2 separate regions of the Homo sapiens genome follow, and region 1 is linked to region 2. The links are chromatin contacts, found by Hi-C or POLR2A ChIA-PET in ENCODE. All regions are on one chromosome and are shown on one strand. The core of a region is the stretch at or near the end of the contact, and the rest is flanking DNA. Distances in the headings are between cores, read along the strand shown.

Evidence for each region. A loop is a pair of places that touch in the nucleus more often than their neighbours do. ChIA-PET counts read pairs that join two places held with the same protein, here RNA polymerase II (POLR2A). Pooled maps may share reads with other maps.
Region 1: a loop to region 2 is called in a map of ascending aorta, with 4 times the contacts of the local background. The contact joins two enhancer-like sites. A Hi-C loop is called at or near these places in 24 of 168 maps with a recorded cell type or tissue (GM12878, MCF 10A, Right ventricle myocardium inferior and 13 more), 2 of 37 single-sample maps with no recorded cell type and 14 of 50 pooled maps. POLR2A ChIA-PET finds 5 or more read pairs at or near these places in 6 of 52 experiments (AG04449, MCF 10A, OCI-LY7 and 3 more).

The regions. Positions count from the first base shown.
Region 1 is chr1:184,877,893-184,884,085 of GRCh38, reverse strand. All of the region lies in intron 5 of NIBAN1 (niban apoptosis regulator 1), which reads left to right. Among named protein-coding and RNA genes, the nearest start is that of NIBAN1, 94 kb to the left of the region's middle. Within about 2 kb of position 1,310, at least 9 of the 41 ENCODE cell types and tissues checked have a DNase peak (open chromatin) inside an H3K27ac peak, as active enhancers do; they include ascending aorta and tibial artery, where a contact is called at or near this core.
Region 2 is chr1:184,825,449-184,832,199 of GRCh38, reverse strand. NIBAN1 (niban apoptosis regulator 1) reads left to right here. Exons shown (of 14, transcript NM_052966.4): 6 at 238-353. All of the region lies in intron 1 of LOC107985238 (a long non-coding RNA gene), which reads right to left. Among named protein-coding and RNA genes, the nearest start is that of EDEM3, 74 kb to the right of the region's middle. RefSeq lists a silencer at 6,358-6,558. Within about 2 kb of position 4,384, at least 7 of the 41 ENCODE cell types and tissues checked have a DNase peak (open chromatin) inside an H3K27ac peak, as active enhancers do; they include ascending aorta and tibial artery, where a contact is called at or near this core.

The sequences.
Region 1 (6,193 bases), core at 61-2,560, 55 kb before region 2:
CAGTTATCTGGCTGCAAGTTGGGGGGTGTCACATTCTGACTGTCCTGAGTTTATTCATGTAGACCATTTTGCATATACTTCACTCTCCTTCTTCCTGATTTAAAAAAATCTAAATGCCAGCAAGAACATGCCAGTTTTCCCTGGCAAATGCTAGTCTTTTTGACATTTCCTTTTTATTTTCACCTTTATTTCTGAATAACAGTTACTCAGTTAAGATGAGTGGCACGGTCCGTGGTAATCTAGTATTTGTTTCTGGATCAGTGTTTCTTAAAACTTTAGGGCTCATAAGAATCACCAGGAGAACTTAATTAAAACACACATTCTTAGGCTTCACCCCCAGATATTCTGACTCACTGGGTACACCGTGGGGCCTGGACTTGGCTTTTCTAGCACACGGCCGAGTGGCACTGATGCTGCTGGTTCGCGAACCACCCTTGGGGTGGTGTTGCTTCAGGCCACTTTGCCTCCAGGCATGGACTTAAGCAATGTGACATCAATAGTAAAAGAGACTTCTCATTCCAATATGTGATGTTTTTGATATACTGAGGTGAATGCTGGTTTTTCTGGACTCCACAAAGTCTTCAGTTACAGATAACTGCGCTCTTTGTTCTTGGCACTTGGAAAGGCAGCCAGTCTAAGAGTACTGAGGGCTTACTCTGTGCCAGCCTCTACGTAGGTGTTAGGAAGAGAGTAATGAAGCATACAGAGTTCCTGTCTCTGGGAGTTGAAATTCAAACAGGGAGGATGGATAAACACCCACCAATTATCATTTGAAAGTTATCACAGTTAATGGGTTAAAGAGCAACGAGAGGTTACTAACTAGTGAAGAAAGGAGTGCCGAACTTTCAGCTCTCCAGGGGAGTCCTGTATGAGCAGGTGACATTTGAGCTGAGTCACCTCACCCATTGTGCCTTTATTTCCTAATATGGTTAATTTCACTGTATACTTATTTTAAAATTCAGAGGTTTCCCTGAGAGTGTCAGTCCCACAGAGTGAGAGTCACTAGTGATGCATCTCAACTAACTCTTGGTTTTAGCTGTGTATTGATGGGGACTCACGGAAAAAGATAAGGTCAGTCTGTTTTGCCACAGCAACCCTGAGTAACATTCATCATCATACTGGATCATAACTAGTTAGGAACTTTTTTAAAAAAATGATACCCTTATTAAAATCTTGCCTTGTGTTTTTGATGTTCTAGAGACAAAAAATTGCCCAGCACTGACTGCACCCTTTAGCTCATTTTCCACTACACTTGCCCGTCTGTGTTTAGGGCCTCGGTCTAGTAGGAACATGCAGTTGGCACTCAGCACAGGAACTGCGAAGTTTCACTGAGTGCAGAATGCTCCCTGCCCAGCCAAATGGGACTTACTGCATTCCCCCTTTCATGTACATAATAGGACTTTCTCTGAGGAGTTTTTGGATGTTATGTAGCCTGCATTTAGACTCCATTTATGGAAGATTTCAGCCCATTCAAAACCCCACTCTGCTCTCCAGTATGTTATCAAAGGCACCAAGATAATGAGGTCTAGTCATATTTCCTTGGTTCTGTGTCACATTCCTCTGCCCAGAAACTGTTTTATCCTCGCTGAGGCTTTATGTGGACTTAATTTGGCATAACTTCCAGTAGCTCCAGTCAGAACCAGAAGCTGTGATAACATTGTAGGGAACAGTCCTTGACTATCATGGGCCAAGGAGCAGACCTTTCTTTTCTCGCCTCTTTTTCTGTTTTTGACAGCATGATGTACCACTCATCTTTATTGTGTCACATTTTCTGTTCTAGTCTCTGCCTGTTACTCATTGTATTATTTTGAGTAAACCAGAAACAGGCTTTCACAAGCTGCCACTTAACCACTTTTTCCCATAATTACCCAAAAAGTTAAGAAATATAGTTAAAATTAGGGCTGGGATAAGGGCCAGAAACCCTGAGGTGGCTGCTGGGAGCCTGCTATCCTCTACCCGCATGCAGATGAGGAAGGGCTGTCAGCCTGCTGTGGCCATTGTTTCATTGACTCTCAGGCCACCGTGCTTCTCTGTTGAGAACCGGGTCCTAGGCATTCTAGTATCAGAGGCGTGTGAACCAGAGCAACTCCATCTTAAACAGGAGCTGGAAATGAGGCTGAAACTTACTGGGCTGCATTCCCAGATGGTTAAGGCATTCTAAGTCACAGGATGAGATAGGTCAGCACAAAATGCAGGTCATAAACACCTTGTTAATAAAACAGGTTGCAGTAAAGGAGCCAGCCCAAACCCACCAAAACTAAAATTGCAATGAGAGTGACCTCTGGTCATCCTCACTGCTACACTCCCACCAGTGCCATGACAGTTTACAAATACCATGGCAACGTCAGGAAGTTACCCTACATGGTCTAAAAAGGGGAGGCGTAAATAATCCACCCCTTGTTTAGCATATCATCAAGAAATAACCATAAAAATGGGCAACCAGCAGCCCTCTGGGCTGCTCTGTCTATGGAGCAGCCATTCTTTTATTCCTTAATAAACTTGCTTTCCCTTTGCACTGTGCACTCGCCCTGAATTCTTTCTTGCGCGAGATCCAAGAACCCTCTCTTGGGATCTGGATCGGGACCCCTTTCCTGTAACGCTAGCAGCTGATGCTAGGCATGTTGATCTCGCTTGGGGTTCCAGGACATGTCTCCTAGCACTCAAATTCCACCACAACCTAGCCCACTTGCGCCAGAAGTGTTGGGTCTGAATTTGGCTACATTTTCATGTTCATTCATTCTGAATCTAGAACCCCCTTGTCCTGCTTTTCCTTATAGGGTGGGCGTTTCCTATTTAACCCTGATGAAGGGCCTGATTATGCCCTGTTCTCCAACAGTAAGGCTAGCTCCTAAGGTAGGTAAGGGCCAGTAGAGAGCTCTATGTTTCTCCCTCCTTCAAAAGAGAGAGCAGCCTTTAGGAGCCTCAAAGATTATTTTGTATCCTAAGGAGAATAAAGGTTGTGTGTGTGTGTGTGTGTGTGTGTGCATGCTCACATGTGCACTTTCATGGGTGTTTTGCTTTTATTTAGTTTTGGCACCTCTTCATTGGGCAGGCATAAGAAAATCCCACAAGATTAATCCTTAGTAAAACATCCCACTCCACCTCACTGGACTAAATGTCAAGCCAACTGTATAGTATGATCCTAGAATAGTAGCTGCTGTCCTCTGTCCCTTTTGGAGTCACACTGTAATCCCTTGTCTCTGATCAGGGAAGGCTGTGGTTCTGAATGTCTGCTGCCACAAACTGAGACTTATATAAAGCCAAGATGTTCTGAGACAGTCCTGTTGTCCAAAATGCAATCCTATTCTTCAGAACTTTAGTTTGCAAAATACGATTGTAGTTATGGGTTATAGTTAAAGCTCCTGACAATACAGAGGGCTGAACACATGCGATATGGAATAATGATCATTATCGATGCAAGTCTGTTCTTCCAGCTCAGGATAATCATTTCTTGGCATGTAAATGTGCAGGAAGAAGAAAAAGTGTTCCTGGAGGAGGAATAGGATATGGGAGGGCCAGGAAGTAAGATAGAGTATGGACCATTAAAGGAACAGGAAGAATTTTGTGTGACTGGTGCTTAGAGAGGAGAGAGGAAGATGGGCAGGATCCATGCTATAAGGGGCTTTGTGATGCATATTAGGAACTTGGACTCTATTATAACAGCAATAGGAAGCCATTAGGATTTTAAGTAAATGAGCAACTTCATCAGATATTCACTTCAGAAAGGTCACAATGGCTGCAGTGTAGGCAGTGGATGAGAGGGTAGCATGGTGGGTGGCCAGGAGGCCACTTAAAAAGCTTTGGCTGGCAACAGATGGCAGTAGCTTGCACCAGAGTGAGGGAAGGCATTTGTCAATATCAACCCATGGTACTCAGACTAAAGGATTTGGGGGAACAGAGGAACTGGATGTTAGAAGGCAGCCATCACTGGATGAATGGTGATTCTGGAAAGGAGGTGTAATGCTGGCAAAGTTTTGTTCAACAGTGCTGTGCTAGCTTGAAGGACAGCCAGGACTGCCACTAAACAGATGCCAGTGTTCACATCGTCATGAACACAAAGAAAGAGAGGACAGTAGACTATCTGGGAAGCATGTGTGCACACGGGTTGAAAACGGTAGTATCAAAGAAAAGCCCATAGAATTTTGGTGAAAAGACCACAACAATATAAAGACACTCTGCAAATCAGTGCTTCAAGTTGGACTAGTTCAATCACTTATGACAATGGTAACATCCAACATTGCTTGTATGGAGTGAGTCAGGTGGAATGTGGAGCTATAACAGTGATTATGTGTTGGAATTGGTTACTCTGTCAGTATTACATGCCTTAAGCTCTTACCCCAGAAATCCCATGCCTTTATTAGATTTGATTTTGATACTTGCAAGTTTTAGGTGTTCAATAAATGTTGTGGAATTAAATTGAAATTTAGAACAACAAAGGACCTTACAATTCAAATCAGACAGAGCAAATCCTTTTTGGTGTGTTTATTTGAACATGATCTTCTTGCTGTGCAACACTCAGCAGCAAATCTCAGCTCTATTTTCCCCAGCTTATTGCTTCCTGGTCACCTACGAAGCAAGTTCATTACTTGAGAGACTATGCATCTAGTGTGGAGATCAATCAATTATAACTGAAAATATACAATGAATTTTAGTTTGTAATATGTGAAAACATACTTTTGAATTTTGTGGCACATGCTTATGTTTATGGACATGCACATATCTATGAGTTGGAAAATTCTAACTTTTACTTAGGCTCCTTTGGGCACTTTAGTACAAACTAATAATGTTTAGAGATAGATAAGGAAGAATACAATTGTCATGAACATATCTTTGAATGCTTTTACTTATAAAAATATTCTATAGTATACATGTGTTGAAATGCATACATAAAACCCTCTATGCACTGCAAGCAAAATGCTTGCTAGTTACTGTTAATAAATAAGTAGATATTAATTTCCTGTTTTCCTAGGAATATCCCAAGCAAAATTCTTTAAAAGTGTTCTCTCTGCTTGAGCTACATTCTCTTCTGGAGTTTAGCCTGTGCTCTTTGCCTCACATAGTTAGTACTCTACAATTAGAAATATTTCTCTCTGTCTCCTTGTGAGTATGTGGTTTTTACTTAGGAAGTAGTCATTCCCTTCCCTCCCCAACTTCCCCTCACCCCTGGTCCATGAAACTCTAAATTTGGGAGGGACTTTCATGGTCACCTATTCCAGTCCCTCAGGGTTTAATTATGATAAGGCTCAAATAGGTCACAGCTAGTTAGTGGCTGAGAACCAGTTGTCCCAATACCTGGCCTTTGACGTCTGTTTCAGTTGTAGATATCATGTTGTCTTCTCAGTGTTACTTTCTAAAAGACTCATCTCTTGGGCATTTTAAACATGCTGCTATTAAATCAATCTATTCTTTGCATGATATGTTTGCATGATCCAGAGTGAAGCAAATCCAGAGCTATTCACTTAAGATCACCTGAGACCTGGAGTATATCTGGCTTCTCGATAAATTGTATGATCTGTGTTTAACTTGGTATTTTGTCCACAGGCTAACCATGACTATATCTTTTAGTTTAGAAGTGCTCTGAAGATAAAATATTTGATAGCATAGCTTCTCTACTGGTTTAGTGTAGTTTAAAATGCAAACCATGTATGATTTCATGCAATTTAAGTAAAAACTCTAATTTGTAAAGGAAGATTGCACTGCTTGTGAGGGCATGGGTTGGAATACTTTAAAAATAGTACATCTAAAATATGCCTTTATATTATTTATACTTAACAGATTTACTTAAATTACTTGAAGCTCTCAAAGCAATTTAAGAGTTGGAACTAGAAGAACAGGTTTCCATCACAGACTAGAATAAACAGAACTGCTCTCTATTAGCCATTCAGTGTTTCTCCCCAGCAGTATATGGGTTATATAGTCCTGGGTTCACTGTTGTCTAAAGCAGTGTTGCCAAGAACTACATTTAAATACTTCTTTTGGCCCATCAAACATGGTGCTCTTTCAGTGCAATCACAGACTTCCACCCCATCTCCCTCAGTTCCAATGAACCAAATAGTTATTTGGTATGAAGGTCTAAAAATTGTATGGTTATGATAGTTCAGGATGACAAATTGGAACAATCATTAAAAAAATTACATAAGCAGAGTTAAAGTTCATTTAAGCAAAAAAAAAAAATTGTTTTGTTCGTGCTATT
Region 2 (6,751 bases), core at 3,135-5,634:
CTAACCACTATGCTCAGTAACTGATAGAATTCATCAGCTAGGACGATGAACAAGTAGTGTGATGTACACCTGCAAATTAACTTTGAATTCAGTACTTGCTTAACTTTCTCTGTGTCTTATAATCCCATGCCTTGTCATTTTCAGATAATGCTAGGTCTCTGAGCCATTACACTTGAAGAGCTATGGGGAAATCTAGAGTGTTTTATCTTGCTGAATGCCCTTTCTTCTTTTCTTTAGATTACATGAAGCAGATGACATTTGAAGCCCAAGCCTTTTTAGAAGCTGTGCAATTCTTCCGACAGGAGAAGGGTCACTATGGTTCCTGGGAAATGATCACTGGGGATGAAATCCAGGTAATATGGGGTTCAAAATTTTGGATTCTCTCTGTGTTTGGGTATTTGGGTGATACGAAGTCAGGGTCATTTTATTAAACAATCAAACAGAAAAGTTGCAAGTATGGAAGATGTGGTTCCAAAGACCATCTCTCTCATGTCTGCAAGCATTGGTCAGGAAACTACTGGGCACCTACTACAAAGACCACCAGACTGGGCATGAAATAGGGCAGCCAAAAACATGACAACTACAGTGGAAAGAGCTGCCTCCACTGTTTTCTATGAAAAGAATTACTCTTTCAAATGACCTCGTGCTTCCAGACTAGAATCAAGTGTGAGTACCGAGGAATAGTGCGAAGTGCATGACAGGGCTTTAGCTAGGGTCCGCAAACTTGGACTTCAGTCATGCCAACTTATTTAACCTCTTTTAGTCTTAGATTACTCCTCTGGAAAAAATAAGAATAATAATGTTTACCTTGCATCATCGTGACAAGTGAAGTGCAGTTGGGGAAGTATTTGGTACGCAGCTGTCTTTATTGAATTATATGTAAATGAAGTAATGAAAAAAACAAATTCAAAAAGCATTAGACAGTTTTCTATATATTTAATTTATCTTTTCTAGTTTTCTGTGCCCTGTGGTACATTATAATTCCTCATGATCCTGACTAGATGCCAATCATGGCCTAAGCACTTCAGTGGGCTTGGTCCCAGGGACAGTATTATAAATCTAAGGAAACTGCTTTGTGATGTGACCCCAGCCTCCATGATGACACCAGTCACATGGCTGCTTCACCCAAGAAGAGGAGGCTGGGTACGGGCATATTTACATAAAGTAACACGGTATTTAAGAATGCTATTTTTTTTTTTTTGAGAGGAGTCTCGCTCTGTGGCCCAGGCTGGAGTACAGTGGCGCAATCTCAGCTCACTGCAACCTCCGCCTCCTTAGTTCAAGCGATTCTTCTGCCTCAGCCTCCCGAGTAGCTGGGACTACAGATGCATGCCACCACTCCTGCTAACTTTTGTATTTTTAGTAGAGATGGGGTTTCACCATGTTGGCCAGGCTAGTCTCAAACTCCTGACCTCGTGATTCCCCCTGCCTCGGGCTCCCAAAGTGCTGGGATTATAGGCATGAGCCACCACGCCTGGCCCCACTATTTTTTTTTTCCACATCTCCTAGGGTACCTCTTTTGGGAGCTAGTGAAATTCATTATTAGAGAACAATATTTGGAGGATGCTGAATGGTGCCTTGCCTCTGTGTGGTCATTAAACAGCTAATGCTGAAAACTCATGAGGGAGCTCTTCTTTATTGTTTCACCATATGAAAACATGTGTTTACCATCAGAATCTTCTCTTTCTCTCTCTCTCTTTTTTTTTCTGTCTGGTAGATTCTAAACTCATCTATTTCCCAACCTGAGACTTGCTTCTTTCAGAATTTTAAACAAGTCTTGGTTTCTGATATTTTGGGGAAGCACAGCCATTCATAAGTGTGAGAGAACTAAATAGTTATGTACTTATGCCATTAAGAAAAACAAAAGTGTCAGAAGGGGAGGCTGAAGCACTTGACACTGGCTGGCCTGCCATGTAAGCCAACATAGTTAATAGATAGATGAGTAGTCAAATGCTTTTGTGTGATACTTGACAATGTTCGAAACCTAATGGTGTTTGTCTTGCCAATCTTATGAGATGGGTAAGGCAGTTATTGTTATTTCAATTTTGTAAATGAGAAAACTGAGGGAAGCATATAACAGCTAAGTGACTTGCCTAGTCTCATTCATTCAACTACTATTTACTGAGCACTGACTCTATGCCGGGCAATGTGCTGGGGGCTAGTGACCCAGAGATGGACAAGACAGAATGGTCCTGGCCCTGTGGAGCTGATAGTTTCAGAGTTACATGCTAAGTGGACAAATGCAAAGGCAATGATGGCTTCTGATCCTGGCCGAGTGAAAGACCAACACCAACCATGGGAATATACTAAGTTACACATTTATTTTTTAATAGCTCCTTGAGTTCAGCTATGCCACTTGCTTCACTTTTTTCTTTCACTTGGAAACTAATGTGAACTTACATTCCTCCATGATGCCATTGAAAATAGATATTTAGGCCAGGCGCAGTGGCTCACGCTTGTAATCTTAGCACTTTGGGAGGCCAAGGCGGGCAGATCACAAGACCAGGAGTTCGAGACCAGCCTGGCCAACACAGTGAAACCCTGTCTCTACTAAAAATAGAAAAAAATTAGCTGGGCATGGTGGCGGTCCTGTAATCCCAGCTGCTTGGGAGGCTGAGGCAAGGAGAATTGCTTAAACCTGGGAGGCGGAGGTTGCAGTGAGCCAAGATCATGCCACCCTACTCCAGCCCAGGTGACAGTATGAAACTCCATCTCAAAAAAAAAAAAAAAAAAAAGAATATATGTATTTAATAAATCCTTTCTGGGAGTTGAGTTTGAGTTTGTTTTGGCTTCAGGCTGATTATGTGCTAAGTGGTGTAAGTTGGAAGAGAGAGAAATGACTCGTCCCTTGCCATCATGGTGAGGCGAGACACACATAGAAAACATGCAGAAGACAAGGCACATATGTGTGTGGGGTATATGTATATGGGTCTCTATATAGATGGAGATTGTAAAGCATTTGTGCAAGTGGTCATAGTAAGCTCCTAGTTTTGCAGGATAAAAAACATTTTAAGTGGGAAAGCAAAACAAAACAAAAAAAGCAGAAAAGAGATCAGAAATCACTGGAGGTATCAAGTGTCCCACTAAGAAGTTTCACAGGGGCTGGGTGTGGTGGCTCATACCTGTAATCTTAGCACTTTGGAAGGCCAAGTTGGGAGGACTGCTTGAATCCGGGAGTTCGAGATTAGCCTGGGCAACATAGCAAGACCCTATCTCTTCAAAAAGTTTTGTACAAATTAGCTGGGAACAGTGGTATGTGCAGGTAGTCCCAGCTATTTGGGAAACCAAGACAGTAGGATCATTTGAGCCCATGAGGTCAAGGATGCAGTGAGCTGTGATTGTGCCACTACACTGGGCAACAGAGAGACCCTGTCTCAAAAAAAAAAAAAATGGTTTTGCTTCTCTCAGAATTTAAGTGTTTTGGTAAAATAACAGACTAATAAAATGTGAATGCTGGAGGGGCATTTCAGGATTATTTGTCCAGCACCCTACAGGTAAGAGAAAGAACATTCAGAGCAGTTGGCTGAAGTCAGAAAACTAGTCTGTTACAGAAATGCATTTTAAACCGGCTTGGAGAAGCTGGTAAAAGGAAATGGCCTCTAAAGCTTACTGTGTGAGGCCAGGTAAGGATTATAGTTCCCCTCAGACTCTAAGACATGGTGCATAACAGTAAAGCAGTGTCTACCCTAAGACTCATAGAAAAAAGAGGCCAGGGGCCCGGAGAAGCTACCAAGTGGTTAAAGAAAATGGCATAGCATAACTGAGTTTGAGAAAATGACATCTTTTGTTTAAAGTGCTGGGTTTATTTGCATTTTTTCTTCCTGTCTGCTAAGACCTTAATCTTAACCCTGTCCTGAACCCCTCTACCCTAGGGGCCTGCATTCAGACTTCCAGCCTTGCTCCATTACCTTCATAGTAATGACTCACACAGCAAGAATGGAAGGCCCTCATAGCGATGGTTATTTTAGGCAAGTGCTCAGGCAAAGCAACTATCTCAGAATAACTTGCCTGGCAGACTGTTAAGGTGAAAATATTTGTATGCCAGTAAAAACATCAACATATTTTCTACTTGTCAATATAAATATATCAAATGAGATCATGAGGGAAAGGGCTTTGCAACTGTAAAGTATCTCTAGCTATGTGATATATTTATTATTTGCTTTTAAAATACCAAGATGGGCTAGAGAACAGCTCATAATTCCCACAGAACAGTTTCAAGACGGAAAAAAAAAAAAAAAACAAAAAACAAAACTACCCGCATTTTTAGGCCTTGTCCACGTGCTCCAGAGTTGTCTTTTGCTGAAAGATCTTAAGTGTGACTCCTTTTGACTGGATTTTTTCACCCACGGCCACTCAGTAATGCAAGGGGCCTGGACCAGCAGCCTGGTGAGACTGCGGGGCCTGCTTCAGGAAGGAGGGTGGTCTCTCTGGACCCCACACCTTCCTGACAGCTCAGCATCTGAAAGGAAGCACTGTGGTGTGGCCTTCAAGGGGCGATCCCGGGTTTGTTGGTTTTGATCAACCTAGTGACATGCTTAGTTTCTTGTAGGAGTGATAGAATTTTTAAATCTCCAAGTCCTAGCAGTTAAGTATACAAAACACTGCCCTTGCCAACACCCCCCATTAAAAAAAAAAAAAACTGAAGTATTTTTAGGTCACTTATGTTAAAATTCAGTGGATACTGTTCTGAGGGGAAGAGGCTAGGGAATTCCTTCATTATTACAATTTATTTATTAGATTAGCTACTTTCTCTAGAAAAGCCCAAGACCTTAAGACTCTGCTTGTGGAAGGCAGACCATGGTAGGGAATGCCAGAGTGGGCTCTGGGGAGGTGACAGGCAGCACTCGATCAGGGCAGGGTGGGGCTGAAAGTCGGAGGATGAGGATGGTGGTTGGGATGCGATGCACTTGAGCTTCAGCACCCACAGGCTCTGCTGCCCTGTGGCTATTCCCTGAGCCCCACTCCCCCACTGTATTAGTCCGTTTTCATGCTGCTGATAAAGACATAACCGAGACTGGGTAATTTATAAAGAAAAAGGGTTTTAATGGACTCTCAGTTCCATGTTACTGGTGAGGCCTCACAATCATGGAGGAAGGTGAAAGGCGCATCTTACATGGCAGCAGACAAGAGAGAATGAGAGCCAAATGAAAGGGGAAACCCCTTATAAAATCATCAGATCTGGTGAGACTTATTCACTACCACTAGAACAGTATGGGGGAAACAGCCCCTAGGATTCAATTATCTCCCACCAGGTCCCCCACACAACACATGGGAATTATAGGAGCTACAATTCAAGATGAGATTTAGGTGGGGACACAGCCAAACCATATCACCCCCCCGCCACTCGTAACCCACTCCCACCCTCTCTTTTTCCTCGCAGACATATTTCCTTTAATTCCCTAAGTTGTAACATAGAGCCAAATTTCTTGGAACATTGTGTGGGAAAGACTAAACAAAACTATAAGCCCACCCAAATGGAACATTATTTTTCTTTGGCCTTTATATATAGCATTTTCATATTTTCAAACCCATTTCACACTTATGCTAAAATTCTGACCAGTCTCTGCAAAAGGATGAATTGGGACAATTCTTATGACCCTTGAGTTTCATAATGTCAACCCACTGATTTTAAATTCTGGCATTGGTCTCTCTTCCTCTTGGCTCACTCTTCCCATACCACACTTTCGGCAGATGTGTTCCAAACAAGAACTTATCCCATTGAGCAGGGTGGGCTGGTGGATTATTAATTACCCACTGAATCTATTAGGTTGGTGCAAAAGTAATTGCGGTTCTTGCCATTACTTTCAATAATTGTTGGACCTGCTAATTTCCATGGAGTTTTGTGCATGTTAGGTTACTCTTAAACACCACAGAAAATGGTGATTCATCTCTTGACTGCCCCCAGAGAAGGCTGAAGAAAGGTCAAAAACATCCCCACCAGTGAATTACCAGGGCTAGTGGAAACTCTGTCCCCATCATAACTTTTGTCACGCCAGGCAGATCCACTTGGCAGATGACAGGAGCCCCACTTGCTGCCCAGAGCTAAGCACCTTCTCTGCCAGCAACCCACAGGCACAGTGGGACTGGATAGCTCGTCCACCTCCACCCTGAGAGTGTTTCTATTTGCTTCAGTGAAAGCGTTACACCTTGCTGCGACAGAGCCCTGATTAAAGGCAAGATCAAATGAGCTCACGGGCATTTCCACTAGTGACCAGTGACCTCAGAGCAAATCTTCCTTAATTCCCAAAGCATAATTTGAATTTTTATGAGAAGTGAAAGGAGGAGGTCAGTTATTTTGGACAAATATTATTTCAAACTCATAGAACAGATGTTTCAAGTGATTCCCTACTTTTCTGCCTGCTTCCCTTCCTAAAACTGTGCTTCCCCTTTTGTAAATCTTAGTGTGCAGCCTATGATTGCAAGCTGAGCTGTGGGCCTTGAAAGACTCGTGGTGAAAGTGAATCTGAACAGCAAAGCTGCTGCAATTCAGGAGCAGGGGTAAAGAAGGAAGGGCCAGTAGCATGAGTGGATGTGTAGAATACTGCTCAGATTCACAAGAAATAGTTTAATTGAGCCAAGCAAAATTTTAGGAGTGATGTGGGAACACATTTTTTAAAAACACTTGAAAAATTTAGACACTCCCTCCCATATTCTTTTTTTATTTTTTCCTTTTTCTTTGTTTCAGTCCCATTAATTATCTCATACCCTCCCATAAATGTTCCAAATATTTGTTTGTTCCAAAATATTGGTT